2 separate regions of the Homo sapiens genome follow, and region 2 is linked to region 1. Evidence: chromatin loops called from intact Hi-C (ENCODE). Cell type or tissue: heart left ventricle. All regions are shown on one strand. Links, peaks and the distances in the headings refer to the core of each region. The heading gives the core; the rest is flanking DNA. Region 1 overlaps LOC105370324 (a long non-coding RNA gene). Region 2 has its middle 24 kb from the start of OXGR1.

Region 1 (7,109 bases), core at 1,864-4,363:
TTCAGGCTTAGAGCCTAAACTGCAGCAACTCCTGATGCTCTGGCTCTTGCTATGACAGGAATCTCCTATCTTCTTGCAGTATATCTGAAATTGTGGCAGACTAGCTCATTAGCTTGCAGGTAAAATAAAATCTCAGCTCCTTCCCTGTTCTTGATGGCCTCATGTTACTGATTCCAACAGACAAGCTCATGCCTTGAAGTAATAAGTTTATATTTGATTCTTTACTTCATTTATTCATACTATAAAAAATATTGAGTATCTAATCAATTGACATGGTTTGGGTCTGTGTCCCTGCCCAAATCTCATGTCGAATTGTAATCCCTAATGTTGGAGGTGGGGTCTGGTGGGAGGTATTGGATCACAGGTGGGAGTTCTCGTGAATGGTTTAGCAACATCCCCTCAGTGCTACTCTAGTGATAGTGAGAGAGTTCTCATAAGGTCTGGTTGTTTAACAGTGGGTGGCACCTTCTCCCTCTCTCTTTTCCTCCTGCTCTGGCCATGTGAGATGTGCCTGCATCCCCTTTGCCTTCCACCATTATTGTAAGTTTCCTGAGGCCTCCTGTATTAGTCAGTTCTCATGCTGCTCATAAAGACGTACCCGAGACTGGGTAATTTAATAAGGAAAGAGGCTTAATTGACTCACAGTTCCACATGACTGGGGAGGCCTCAGGAAACTTACAATCATGGCAGAAGGGGAAGCAAACACATCCTTCTTCAAATGACAGCAGCAAGAAGATGTGCAGAGCAAAAGGGGTAAAAGCCCCTTATGAAACCATCAGATCTTGTGAGAACTCACTCATTATCATGAGAACAGCATGAGGGTAGCCACCCCCATGATTAAATTACTTCCCATCGGCTCCCTCCCATGACACATGGGAATTATGGGGATTACAATTCAAGATGAGATTTGGGTGGGGACACAGAAAAACCATATCACCTTCTCAGAAGAAGAAGCCACTATGCTTCCTGCACGGTCTGCAGAATCATGAGCCAATTAAACCTCTTTTCTAAATAAATTACCCAGCCTCAGGTATTTATCTATAGCAATGTGAGAACAGACTAACACATCAATGGTAGGTAATTCCAAGAGGATGTGGATAAAAGGGTCCAGCATTAGGCAAAACATAATCTTTTAACAAAAGACACATAATAAAACAAAGGTCAGTAAGGAAACACAGTAAATAGCCAAGTAGTCAACCGAATAAAGAAGATAATTTCAACATGGAAGCACTAGGAATAAAGCAATCCAGGAGAGCATAATAGAGAGTGATCGGGGTAGACACGGAAGAAGGATGACTTGAGGCTGGTGATTAATGCGGGCCTCTCAGAGACAGAAATATTGGAGCTATTGGAGACATTAATAATAAGGTGAACCAGTCATGAGAAGGTCTTGGAGAAGAATATTCCAGAAGTAGCCACCATAGATGCCCTAAGGCAGGGAAGAGGATGGTGTGTCCACAAAGAGAAAGGCCAAGAAGCCAAGATGTGAATGGTGGGAGCTGAGGTTGGACAGGTGGGCAGGCCCAGGTCCTAGAGGGCCGTGGGGGTCATGGATGGAGTCTGGTTACTGTCATCTCTGCTCTCAGTGCCCTTCCTCCACCCCAGGACCCCCACACATGCCTCCCCTCTGAAAGTGTCTGCCTGGGCACATTCTTGACAGAGCTCCTGGGTGGCTTTCTCAGTGGGAAAGTGAGTGGTAACTGATCCAAGGCTTTAATTTATGGCCTGCAGAAATATTTGCATTAGTATGAGTGAATCTTTAAAGACTGAGAGTCTATCGGGGTCATCTCTAAAAGTGGAATTTCAGATGCCTGGCATCATGGAGGAGGGACTTCAGGGCAGATGCCCTCCTGGGACCCTTTCTGTCACACCAGCAGATGGGACAAAGTCCTTCTGGCCCAAGTTTAACTCCAGGATATAGGCACTCAGCTCTGTCAGCAAAGAAATGAAAAGTGGCTTCCAGCAGCTTATTTAAAGAGCTCCTGATGCTTCCTAAGGAGCTTTATTTGGCACTCACCAATAGGTATTTCCTGAAAAAGAAAAAGAGGAAATTGACCCAATATCTTGTGATGAGGAAAGTCATTAGATAATTATGTCAATTTCTTGCTTCTATATGAAGCTCAAAAACAGAGTAAAACTCATTTAGTCAAACTAGCCAAATTACTTAGATCTCCAAATAGAGTAAAACTAATTTAGTCAATCTATTAATTTAAAGAAACTGGACTACTATAAGTGTAAAGTCCATAATATGATTTAAATGTCTGAAGAAAGGCTGCCTTCTTCTTTCTAGTAAATGGAGTGACTCAAGATTACCGCTAACTCAAAATTTCCAGAGTTTCTTCAGAACTTGATTCTACGAATGGAATGTACTTTGATACCACTTCATCTAGACAATGGTATAATTCATGCAATGTATGATTGAATATATGATTTTTGGCTCCCTTTAAGTCAACAGGATTCCCATAATCTCATCTTTAGGGGTTGTTTTCTTGGCAAACAAGTTTTTTTTATAGATAATTCAGAGGTAAATTTGTCAGCCATTATTATCACAAATATCATATTGTTGGTGTCTTCACTGACAGGGTTATATTAAAGTCCTGCAATCATTTCATCACAACTGATGATATCTTGGGAGATTGAGAATTCCTGGAGGAAGGCATAGCTATTTGAATTCTCTGAGTTAGCTATACAAGAAGGCAGCCATTCAGGTGAGCAGTGGCAGCCCATTTCAGGGACCTGGCGCAGGTGGGTGAGACCTGAGAGAGTGCTAAGCAGGCACGACATCCACGGACAAGGGGGAGTTGATGGTAAAACACAGCAGCTATGGATCTGAGTCCCCATAAGATTCTTCCCAAAGTTCAACAAAGACAAGCTAATAAGAGTTTCTCGAAATGCCTCAATCACAACATTTATGTCTTCAGGTTTGGATAATGCATTGCTTTTAGGGCCAGAAAGCTCTGAAAAGGTTGGTGATGGGTATTTCCACGGCACGTGGATTTGTGAAACCCACTTGAGCCCAGGCACACAGTGTGTGCAAAGCCAGACTGCCACCTACTGACATGCAGCAGGGGTGGTCCGGCATCCTTTTGTTGTTGGGTATAATACAGGTTCTGTCTATTACCAGTGGTCTACTGACCCCTCTGTGCTACTTGTTAAAACACAATAGAAAAGGAGTAATCATTGCCTTGAGACTTGAATTACATTTTTTTAATGGTTGAGAAAAAAAACACTCATCCTAAACATATCAAATGTCTGCTAGTGGATCCAAAATAGAAGAGCAACTATATCATGATGAGATTGAGTGGGACAAATATGATTTTATTTCAAACAACTCCCATATTTCTTCAATATGAGAGGTGAGAGACAACAGACTTGTTTCACTTAATGGAAAACTTCTTGAAGGCAGGAATTATTCTTACTTCTGTTTTCCCCCTGAACTTGACATCTTTCCCAGTGAATACTAAAGACTTAAAAATGTTTTGTTAATTCAGTGTTTACAATTTTAATAATTATAATTATTAAAATGAAAAACCAAATCAGATGCTCACGAAAATGCATCAAGAGAACCCTGGGCTTAAATCCTGTCTCTAATAGCTGTGTACCTTGGGCACCTTACTTAACCTCTCTGATTCTGTTTATTATTTTTAAAATGTAGGTGATGCAAACTATCTCATTGGGTTGATCTATGAGGATTAAATGACATCACGTAGATGGCATGCTTAGCATAGTGTTTGGCACACAGTAATCTTTCAGTGAACAGGAGATCATTTTTAAAGTAAAGCAGGCCTGAGGTCCTGCCTGCTACCCGTTGTGACCTGGCTTGGAATCCTCCAGCCTCCGCTTTCCTTAGCAGTTTAAAAAGACTCTGCAACTGGCCAGCACCTTGCCCGACCTAACATGTGAGCACAACCCAGAGAGCCGGTGCAAGGCAGGCTGGGGAAGCAAGAGATTAATTGAACATTTTTCTTATTGTTATTTTTAGTTACAAAACTGCAGGCAAACAGTTTCTCTTCCTGTCGGATAGTGCATCTCTGGCTGGAAGGCAGGAACGCAGGTGGGAGGAGGCCTGACCATTAATCATAAGGAAGCAGGGAAGGAAATTGAGACAGGAAATGTCAGCATCAAAATGTCCTTACTCTGGGTCAGTCTTAAGGTGCATCCCCAGACCAGCATGTTAAAAGCTGGGGCCTGACTACAAACAACACCAGCGAAGAGGAAACGCCCGGCAGTAGAATGTCAAACCAAAAATAAATTGGGCATGTTTCCCTTCTAAGGCAGAGGGACTAGCTCCTCTTATACTTGGCTCTCAAATTCTTGCTAAAATTCCGGGAAGCCGTCTTGAAAGAAAATGCTTTCATATGGATAAACGTCATGGTAAATGCCAAAATAGTGGAGGATGGAGCATAGATGGCTTCATGTAACTTTTCTGGGCCTCTGTTTTCTAATCTGTGAAATGGAGATAGAATCCCTGTCTTTCTCTCCTCACAGGGCTGTTAGGAAGACCACAAGGATAACGACGGTGAAGGTGGGGTTGTTGTGACTCTGACAGTTCTTTTGCCCACTGTCCTGATAGAAAATGACAGCCAAAACCTTTACCATGCATCTTGTGTCTCAGTCAACTGAGGCAGGACAAACCCCACCTGCGCGGGGGGACCTCAATCTCCATTTATGATGGTAAGTCATCGGTTTTCACCAGTTCCCAGGGGCACCCACACTGGTGCATTTGGTAAGCTCCAGGAGAAAACTTACACCCCTTTCCATTTGATTTTGTTAATAATTGGCTTTTCTAAACACATGTTTCATTTTTGGAGTGAATAAAATGTGTTAATATTGTAAATTAAGCCCTCAGAGATCAATTAATTACACAAATGCTTGCCTTGTAATAGTTTCTAGCCCTAAATCTTTTATTCCCAATATTGTTTTTATCTTCAGATCTTACAGTGTTGCGAGGAGTGATTAAGAACACATGAGTACTAATTCTGTACTATTTGGCAAGTTAGTCTATCTGTGTCTTTGTCTGCCCATCTGCAACACCTCCAGAATAGGTGCCTCTGCCACCAAGCCTTGCAGAGTGAGGAGGAGTTGACCTGCCAATAAAGGTGTGGAGGGTGCTTCAGGCAGATTTGGAGTCAGACTTGAGTTCAAGCACCATGAGCACTAATTCTGTACTATTTAGCAAGTTAGTCTATCTGTGTCTTGGTCTGCCCCTCTGTAAAGTGGTGAAAACAATGGTCTTAGAGTTTTCAGTGAAGATAGACAAATGATAACTCCTCAGCAAATTCTAGCTAGTAAGTTGATATTGCAACCAGACTTCACAGTTTAACCCAGTTATTTTTTAGTAAATCAGCAGATTTATACTCATTCATTTAGCACTTATTCAGACCTACAGGTCCCAGGCCCCACGGGAAACAATTAGTTTGCCAAAGCAAATAAAGCTGGACCACTCAGTCTAGCTGGTGAAAGAAACATGCAAACAAATCATTGCAAGCCCATGTGATGAATGCTATCTCAGAAGAAAGTTCCAAATCCATTTGTTCTCCATGGAAGAAAGTGATGAGTTCATCACTGCTTGGGTAGATCTGAAATTTTGTAGAAGTAGAAACTCATCCTGAATCTCAAAGAATGAAGAGTTGCCAGGAAGAACATTCCAGAAAGCCGAATATTTGACTCTGAAGCAGTCATATCACAGCATAGTAAATTGGGGTAATTTACTGATTTGGCAGGTTGAAGCCTCAACTTCATCTAAGCAAGTTACAGGAGATGGGGTTTAGGGAAAACTGGGGCCAGGTCATGAAGAACATTGCATTCCATTCCAAGAACCCTGGATATTATCTTGTAGGAAAAAGATCAGTTTTGAAAGGTTTTAACCAAGGGATGAAATGATCAGGTAGTATTTTTAAAAGATAAGTCCAACAGTCTGGTTGGATTGGAGAGAGGCCCAGAAGCAGAGCTATAGGTTAAAAGCCCATTCTCATAGTTCAGGTGGGAAAAAAAAAGTGCAAAATTACAGGCAGGAGAAGAGATGACAGGAAAGAAAAATATGAGGAAGTTATAATTGATAAGACATAGAAACCCCTTGGAATTGTCTGAGAACGAGAAAGATATGAGAAATCTTATATCTTTCTTGTTAAAATAGAAAATAGAGAAAATTCCAACTAAATTAACCTTTAACAAAGTTTTTTAAATTTACCTGAGTAATTTACTGGGTGCTGGGAATACAGAAGTAAAGGGCATAGCCCCAGCATTCAAATAACATGCTGAGTCTTACGGAGAACATGACACTAAGCTCAACAAGGGTTTTGCGTGTTAGCAATATGTGCCAGACTTTTCTATCCATGACCACATTTACATTCACTCTAGAGTGACTCTCAAGGTTCACCCTGAAAGTGACTCCAGGGCAAGAACTTTTCTCTGTTTTTTGTTTTTGTTTTGTTTTGAGATACAGTTTTACTCTGTTGCCCAGGCTGTAGTGCGGTGGTGCGATCTCTGCTCATTACAATCTCTGTCTCCTGGGTCAAGCGATTCTGGTGCCTCAGCCTCCCGAGTAACTGGGATTACAGGCACATGCCAACCCCAGCTAATTTTTGGATTATTAGTAGAGATGGGGTTTCACCATGTTGGCCAGGCTGGTCTCAAACTCTTGACCTCATGTAATCTGCCCACCTCAGCCTCCCAAAGTGCTGGGGTTACAGGCATGAGCCACAGTGCCCTGCCTTCTCTGTCTTTAACAGCTGAGAAAATGGATTCTTGCAAGATGGAACTAAGTAGAGAAGGCTCTGAATGCTCAGAGCCAAGGGGTTTAGCTCACTCCACAGTGCAGAAACACCTCCAGAAAAGGTGCCTCTGCCACCAAGCCTTGCAGAGTGAGGAGTTGATCTGCCAATAAAGGTGTGGAGGGTGCTTCAGGCAGAGAGGGTAATGGGTGTGCTCAGGCATGGGGGAGGTATGTGCAGATTGGAGAGGCTGGAGTCCACCATGCAGACTGAAACAGGCAAGAACTGAGGCTGCAGGAGGGACTAAAAATCAGATTGGGGATCTCGACAGGCAATGCTGAGGGGCATGGACACGACTAAGCCTGTGTGTGTGATGATAATTGATTTTCCTGAGTA
Region 2 (7,109 bases), core at 1,977-4,476, 640 kb before region 1:
TGAATTAGCAAGGACTCAGCAGTCTCAAGGTGGGAAAATGATTCTTGCTGCTGTACATTTTGAAAATTAGACTGAGCTGGTACTATACATAAGTAAAGTTTGTTGAAATAACTAGGATTCCATAAAATCCTCCTGCTAAGAAACTTCTCAGCATGTCTATCTGCAGTAATAACTGTACCTGAATAAAACTTGGTGGATGCAGAAGGTTGTGGACTCATCTTTTGGTTTTGGTTGGCTCAGGAGCTAGTGTAGGGCATGGCCAAAGACTTGCCCTTCGAATGGACCAGGTGTGAGTAAAGGAAACACAAGCCCAGCTGGTGTTAGACCCTCAGATCTAAAAACCAGCTGGAGGAAAAATTGGAGTGATCTTTCAGTATGAGTTCTACTTTATATTGTTTGTTATTTCTAGCAGAGATTCAAAATGGCTGCATTGCCCAGAAAAATAATGCCTGACTTCTATTAGCAGAAGGAAATGATTAGCTGTTTCTTAAAAGCTTGCTAGGATGCATTCGTACCACATTTTTGGCCTGGGCTTTTTGGTTATTACAATGTCAATTTTTTAAGATGGTTTTTAGTTCATTTGTGTTTTCTACTTCAATTTTTTAAAATTGTTTTTGCTAGAAATTTATCTTTTTCACCTAGGTTTTAAAGTTTATCGCGACTTAGTTGTATAGCCACACACACACATACACACACACATTTATAATTTCTGTTTATTTGTAGTTATTTCCCTGTTTTAATTCTGCATCTGTTGTATTTGTATCTTCTATCAATCTCCTGTTTCTCTTTTGGCATCTTCAGGGCTGGCCTGGATATGCAGGGAAACTGGCAGCCTGAGTGTAGCTGAGCGTCTCACCCGCGATATTTTAGCTTGCTTTTAAAAAGTCTTCACAAATCATTTTATTTTTACTAGTCATTGGATATTCTGAAAAAATCAAGAGAGAGATTTTCTGATGGTTGAATCACTGACTGCTGGAGTGTTTTGATGTGGGTTTTGTGGTCATAGATGGGCCCCATCTGTAGATACCTATTTCCCTTTTTAAAATCCCGTTTGAAAATGAGTTTAATTAGGAGCAAACAACAAATTAACACATTTTGGTATTTTACCTTGAAATTCCTTACAAATATATTGATATTGTTTCATCCAATATCAATACTTTTATCCACATATTGTTTACAAATGAACTAATTTTAGTTTATCAGTAAGTTGTTCGAGTCTGTCCTTGGAGCAGATTAAAATGTATTGAGTTTTTTGATGAGGCAAGCATTTTTTGATAGGCTGCCTTTTTTGTTGTTGTTGTTTTACTTAAAACAACTTCAAATCTGACTGAAACATTTAAATGTATAACATTTTATCTGTTTCTGCCCTCTTATATGAGTTTAGTCTTTCAATATGATTATGAAACTGACCTGAATTACTCCATTGGACAACATGGAGAAGTAGAATTCTGCTAATTTTGCTGGTGCATATGTTTGATAAAAACTTAAGAATATAAAAAAAAAAAAATCCCCATATGGTTGATACAGAAAAAGTGTTGACACGTTGCTGCTCTGTTTCTCTGCGAATCTGTGTACCTCTGCCATACTGTGGCCTGACGGCATGTGCAAACTTACCTTTTAAAACTACAAAGAGGGCTGGGCACGGGTGGCTCACGCCTGTAGTCCCAGCACTTTGGGAGGCCGAGGCGGGCGGATCACGAGGTCAGGAGATCGAGACCATCCTGGCTAACACCGTGAAACCCTGTCTCTACTAAAAAATACAAAAAATTAGCCGGGCGTGTTGGCAGGCGCCTGTAGTCCCAGCTACTCCGGAGGCAGAGGCAGGAGAATGGCGTGAACTCAGGAGGCGGAGCTTGCAGTGAGCCGAGATCGTGCCACTGCACTCCAGCTTGGGTGACAGAGCAAGGCTCCGTCTCAAAAACAAAACAAAACAAAACAAACAACAAAAAAACCCACAAAAACACGAAGAGGTATAGACTCCGTCTCAAAAAAAAAAAAAAAAAAAAAAAACACACACACACACACACACAAAGAGGTCTAGTCTGAATATGTACTGACCGTAGGGCAAATCATGGTTATTGTTGTCATTTTCTAGAAACACACTTGCAGTGGTTTCTTTTATTAGGTAAATTGTTGATTAATGTGATTTAAGTGATGCCACTTAACATATGCTGGCTTTTGGGATCTTCTTATGTTTAATCTGTAATTTAATGCCTGTTAGTTAATATTTTTAAGGTATAGCTATTTTAAAATTCGAAAACAAAACCATTCATTTGGAATCCTAAAAGGACTCTGTTCTAATGCAAAAAAATGACTTTCTACTTTTTCTCTTGAATTTTTCAGTATATTCCATGGCTAGTAGAAATAGAACTAAATCCGAAATTTTTGCTTGACCAAAAGCTAAATTTTTTTTCTTCTTAATTTTGGAATAAAGTTTATAAATTTTAGGGTTGCCTGGCAGATTCATTTTGCCATCAAGTTGGCTATGATGAAGTAACTGATATTTTTAGTGTTCTTTATTTTACTTATTTTACTCCCACTCCTTCTCCAGATAATCATTCAGGATTAATATGAAACATTTCATAACACTACCTAAATGTAATAGTAATAATACTTAAATATATAAGGATACTAAAAATAATAATACTTAATCATTAAATAATAATAATTCTTAAATATGTGTTACTTAATCATACACAGAGAGTGCTTACTATGTGCCAGAGACCATGCTAAGCACTTGTCCATATTAGTTCATTTAATCCTCTTGACAGCCCTATAATATAGATATGATTGTCTTCATTCCCACCTTACAGATGAGAAAACTGAGTCACAAAGAAATGTGGTTACTTGCTTAAGGTTATTGCTGTTAAGTGGAAGAGCTGGGATTCAAACCCAGCTCTGCACCCTAGGGTTCATGTATCTAATCGCCATGCTGTACTAGCATGGTTGACTGTAATACAAGTTTGTTGTTCATTTGTCTGTTTTGTGCCTTTGTACAACTGGAGTTTGAATCTTGTCCTACATCATGCCAAAAGCAACTAGTAAACTCCTATTTTTCCATTTCAAAATATCCTAGAAATGTCAGGTCCTCTAGGCAGTTTTCTGACCTACTCACTCATTTTGGTTAGAATCTTATATGTACGTTACTCAAATAGTAAATAACATATGCTCATCAGTAAGAATATACAGTGCAACACTTTTAAAATAACGTAATTGTGGCCAATAGAACCATTCTTATTGGTTAGTGTTGTGTTGACTAAAGGTTCATATAAACTCAGAAAAAAAGTGAGTTGTGGCTGAAAGTGCTTCCTTCCACCAGCAGATGTCACTGTTGTCTCTTAGCGCTGAATGTTCAGCGTTGACTGAAGGTTATAATGGAGAACAAGAGCTATTTTATTAAAAATTCTGTAAGCCACCGCGTACAAGCAACGTTGCTTTGGCATGAATACAAAAAAAAAATAGCACAAAATGGGAAAGCAATCTGTTTCCTTACTTCTACAAAGCACAGTAAGTTTCAGACAACCTAGTGTCCCTCTGACACCTGGGAGGCAGCAGCACAGTGGATGAGGAATACGGGAAGGCGCTCCTCTGTGATCTGCATAGATCCATTCTAACTCGGTGCAGCCGGTGGGACTCCAAGAGTTGAGACCATAGGGGCTGGGAAACAGCCCTGGCCACAGGGTGGTAGTGAACTAAACTTGTTTCTCAGCACATGCAAAGCACTCTCTATTAATTCCTGGAAATAATTGAGAGAGAATTTGTAGAGCCTGAAGGTCCTGTACTAGCAGGTGGGACCAAAAGCGATGGAAATGAGGCTGATTCAAAGGCATTCTAAGCATCTCTGCTAGACTCTCCGAGAATGCAGGCATAAACCAGACACAGCCCTGGGCCCTGTGCTCACCCTGAAGGCAGCAGGAATGTGCAAGCTCTTCCGGCAAGCCAGAAAAATGTGGCTGTGGCGTTTGTACACCTTTATTCCCGAAAATATCCTATTACTTTTTGAAAATAGATTTAAAAGAGGGGTAGCCTTCTGAAAAATCACCATGATATTTGCTTTCAGTAACATTTGGATAAAATCATCAATTATTTGAGCCATTCCACGATCAATTACTAGGATGTCTGTTAAACTGCATCACCTATAGATGTATATATTAATTGAGGTTTAAAAAATACCTGCTACTCCAGAATGTTTGCTTATATACTCGCAAATTCTGTTGCCTAGAATGGTCAGGGAATATATTCTGCTTAAATTAGAAGACGTTGTTTTCTGGTTCATTAAGTAAAACTTTTCTAAGATCAATCAATACACTTTTCTAACTTGGTCCTGTGATTTCAAAAGCTCATTTGGCAAAAGGACAGGCTGTCGGTCTTTACCTCTGGATGTGGGTTACATTTTGGTCAAATTGGTTGGCAATAAGAAGGCAGCTGGAGGGTGACTGTCAGCACTAGGAGAGGAGCAAAGAGGCTGCCTTCACTTAAACTAATGTTCAAAATTATTTCCCATGAGAAATGCAAATTCCTAGGTCATAAATAGTTTGGAACTAAATGGTGATGCTTACTTTGTGGAATGATTCTCTAACAAAATAAAAAATTCACTGTGATTTCACTGCCCTGGCCTTTCAGCCAAATCTTTCTTCTGAGTTCAAACCCATACATCCCAAATGCCTAAAGAATATTACCATTCAGATGTCTCCAGGCATCCCAAACTCATAAGGTTACCAGAACACTCATTTAAAACTGAATTTCTTTTTGTGTGTACATTCCATAAGTATTCCTCTTCAGGACATCCTTAAACTAAAAATGTTCTCATTCCTTGCCTGAGATTCCAATTTAGCTGGATGTCCTATTATTTTATCTGACAACCTTACAAACTCAACATGTCTGAAATAGAACTTTTCATATTATCATATAAAGCCACTTCTCTCCCTCTGGAATTAGGAAATGGCACCACCACCACCCGCATGCCTTTCTCACACATTAAACCCATTCATTCATTAAATTGTTACACATCTGTTTAATTATAACATCTCTTAAAATTTAACAAACCCACCCAGTTTTTCTCTGTCTCTACTGAACCTCCCCCTGCCCCAGCTTGGCCATCATCATATTTCATCTTCACCAGTCTCCTTCTTTCTCCATATCATAGCCACAGTGGTCTCCCCAATCTACAACCTCATTATACATGAAAACCTCTACATAAAACCATCAAATGGCTCTCTAGGGTGACCAGTTGTTCTGAATAGTCCAGGACTATTTCAGTTTGGCACTGAAAATCCTGTGTCTTGGGAAAGTTCTCAGACCCAGGAAAACTAGAGTGGTTGGTGACCCTATTTCAAGTAAAGCACAAGTTCTTAGTCTGGTTTATAAGACGCTTTGTGCCTTTCCTGACCCCCTAATTACTTTATTAAATGTTATCTCTTGTCTCTTGCCTACTCACAATCTGTATTCCAGTGATGTTAATTTTCTGCCCATTACAAGAGAATTCCATCTAATCTTTTGCATCTCCAGGCTGTAGTACTTTCCTGTCTGAAAGATGTCCATCGTCTGGCTTCCTTTCTGCTCCTCTGGTCCCCTGTCTATGCCATCACACATTCTTCCTAGGTCCTACATGTTATTTAGGTTTAAATTTACACATTTCTTTCTCTAGAAAGCCTTTTCTGAACACTCAATATGTTACAGCACACCTCCCATGAGCACCCAAAGCTCCTGGGATTTAACATGGTAATTTCACTTATGTTCTTTATTATAATGACTATGTTTGTCTTTTGAAAAAAATTTTTAGATGTTATTGTCCTTTGCCATCAGATTCCCTAAGGGAAAGAACAATGGCTATGTTGCTGCGCATTGTGTTCTCAGCACCTAGTAGTGTGTCTGGCACATAGAAATTGATCAATACGTATCTTTTAAATGCAAAAAAAGGCAACTGAATGACAGCCCACTGGATAGCTCTGCCTGGTTCTTTCCCAGGCAAAGTCACCTCCTGTCTAGCATCCCCCTTCCCCCAACTCTCAACTTCTCAGCTTGCTCCTTCTTCTGCATTATTTCTCTAAATAAAGATATGCATCTCTTGTCTTGCCCAAGACAGACATCTAACAGGCATTCCTTTTTTATCCACCTCCTACCTTCCACCTCCAGACAATCACTACATTCGATCACTTCTCACTTTTGCATGACTCAAGAATTTGCTTACTTCTCTACCACTACCCTGGTTCTCCCCCATCATGAACAGAATGCTAATAACCTCCCACCTGGCTTTTTACCTTTTCTACATTTTCCTTTGTAGACACCAGTTTTCACACTGTGGACAAGATGATCTTTTAAAATTACTGCTGATCTTTTCAATTTTATCTTCCTTTACACTTTCCTTCCTTTTCTGGCCCCTCTCTTGGAAGCCTTCCTGATTACTCAGGGCTGGATCTGATGTGTTCCCATGGTGAGTGGTACATAGTCGTAAATGTTGCATTTATAAAATTATCATAAAATTACCTGGTGATGCATGTCAGCTTCCTCCCCTCCAAGGTTAATTCTCTGATGGCAGTCTACAGTTTATCACTTGCTTCACAGAGTCCAATGTCCAGTGCTCAATGGGTGCTTGTAGCACGAGTCAATGAACGGCTCTTTAATACAGGACATTCACTGCTTATCAGTGAATTATTCACATATATACAATGGAGAAAAAGGAACACTGATAAGGTTAAGGTAAACATCAATCGTATCATTTAGAATTATCAGACCTATTATTCTGATTCAAGTGGAAATAAAACTAGCCAGTTAATACTCATGTATTTACATAGGTAAATACAAAAGATAGTATAAACACAGAATTTTTGTTTGTTATTCTTTTTTGCCTATCTGATTTAAAAGACAGCTGTACATACTATGTCTGTGTTGATGGGGACACAATGTATAAAGACGTAATCTGTGACAATAATAACATAAAGAGAGGCAGAGCTATACACGAATGGAGTTTTCGTATACCATCAAAACTAAGTTATCTGCTTTCCAGGTGAAGTTTACGTACATGTGTCACTCAATTCAGAGATTCAGAGTGGAGGTAAGGAATGAAGGGTTCAGTCTGTGAAAAAAACCAATCCACGGTAGGGTTGAAC

Evidence for each region. Hi-C counts contacts between places; a loop is a spot of excess contacts. Peaks named below come from ENCODE experiments on the same cell type or tissue, not always from the same donor. Only the 100,000 strongest peaks of a DNase experiment are listed, where the experiment ranks them.
Region 2: a loop joins it to region 1, with 3 times the contacts of the local background. A loop is called at or near these places in 7 of 110 quality-filtered maps.

What each region holds. Positions count from the first base shown.
Region 1 is chr13:97,656,760-97,663,868 of GRCh38, forward strand. All of the region lies in intron 3 of LOC105370324 (a long non-coding RNA gene), which reads right to left. Among named protein-coding and RNA genes, the nearest start is that of RAP2A, 230 kb to the left of the region's middle. In heart left ventricle, for the core only: a CTCF peak has its summit at 3,048 (motif pointing left); no DNase peak of the experiment used is centred there; H3K27ac peaks cover 309 bases.
Region 2 is chr13:97,014,889-97,021,997 of GRCh38, forward strand. No RefSeq gene overlaps it. Among named protein-coding and RNA genes, the nearest start is that of OXGR1, 24 kb to the left of the region's middle. In heart left ventricle, for the core only: a CTCF peak has its summit at 3,320 (motif pointing right); no DNase peak of the experiment used is centred there; H3K27me3 peaks cover 764 bases.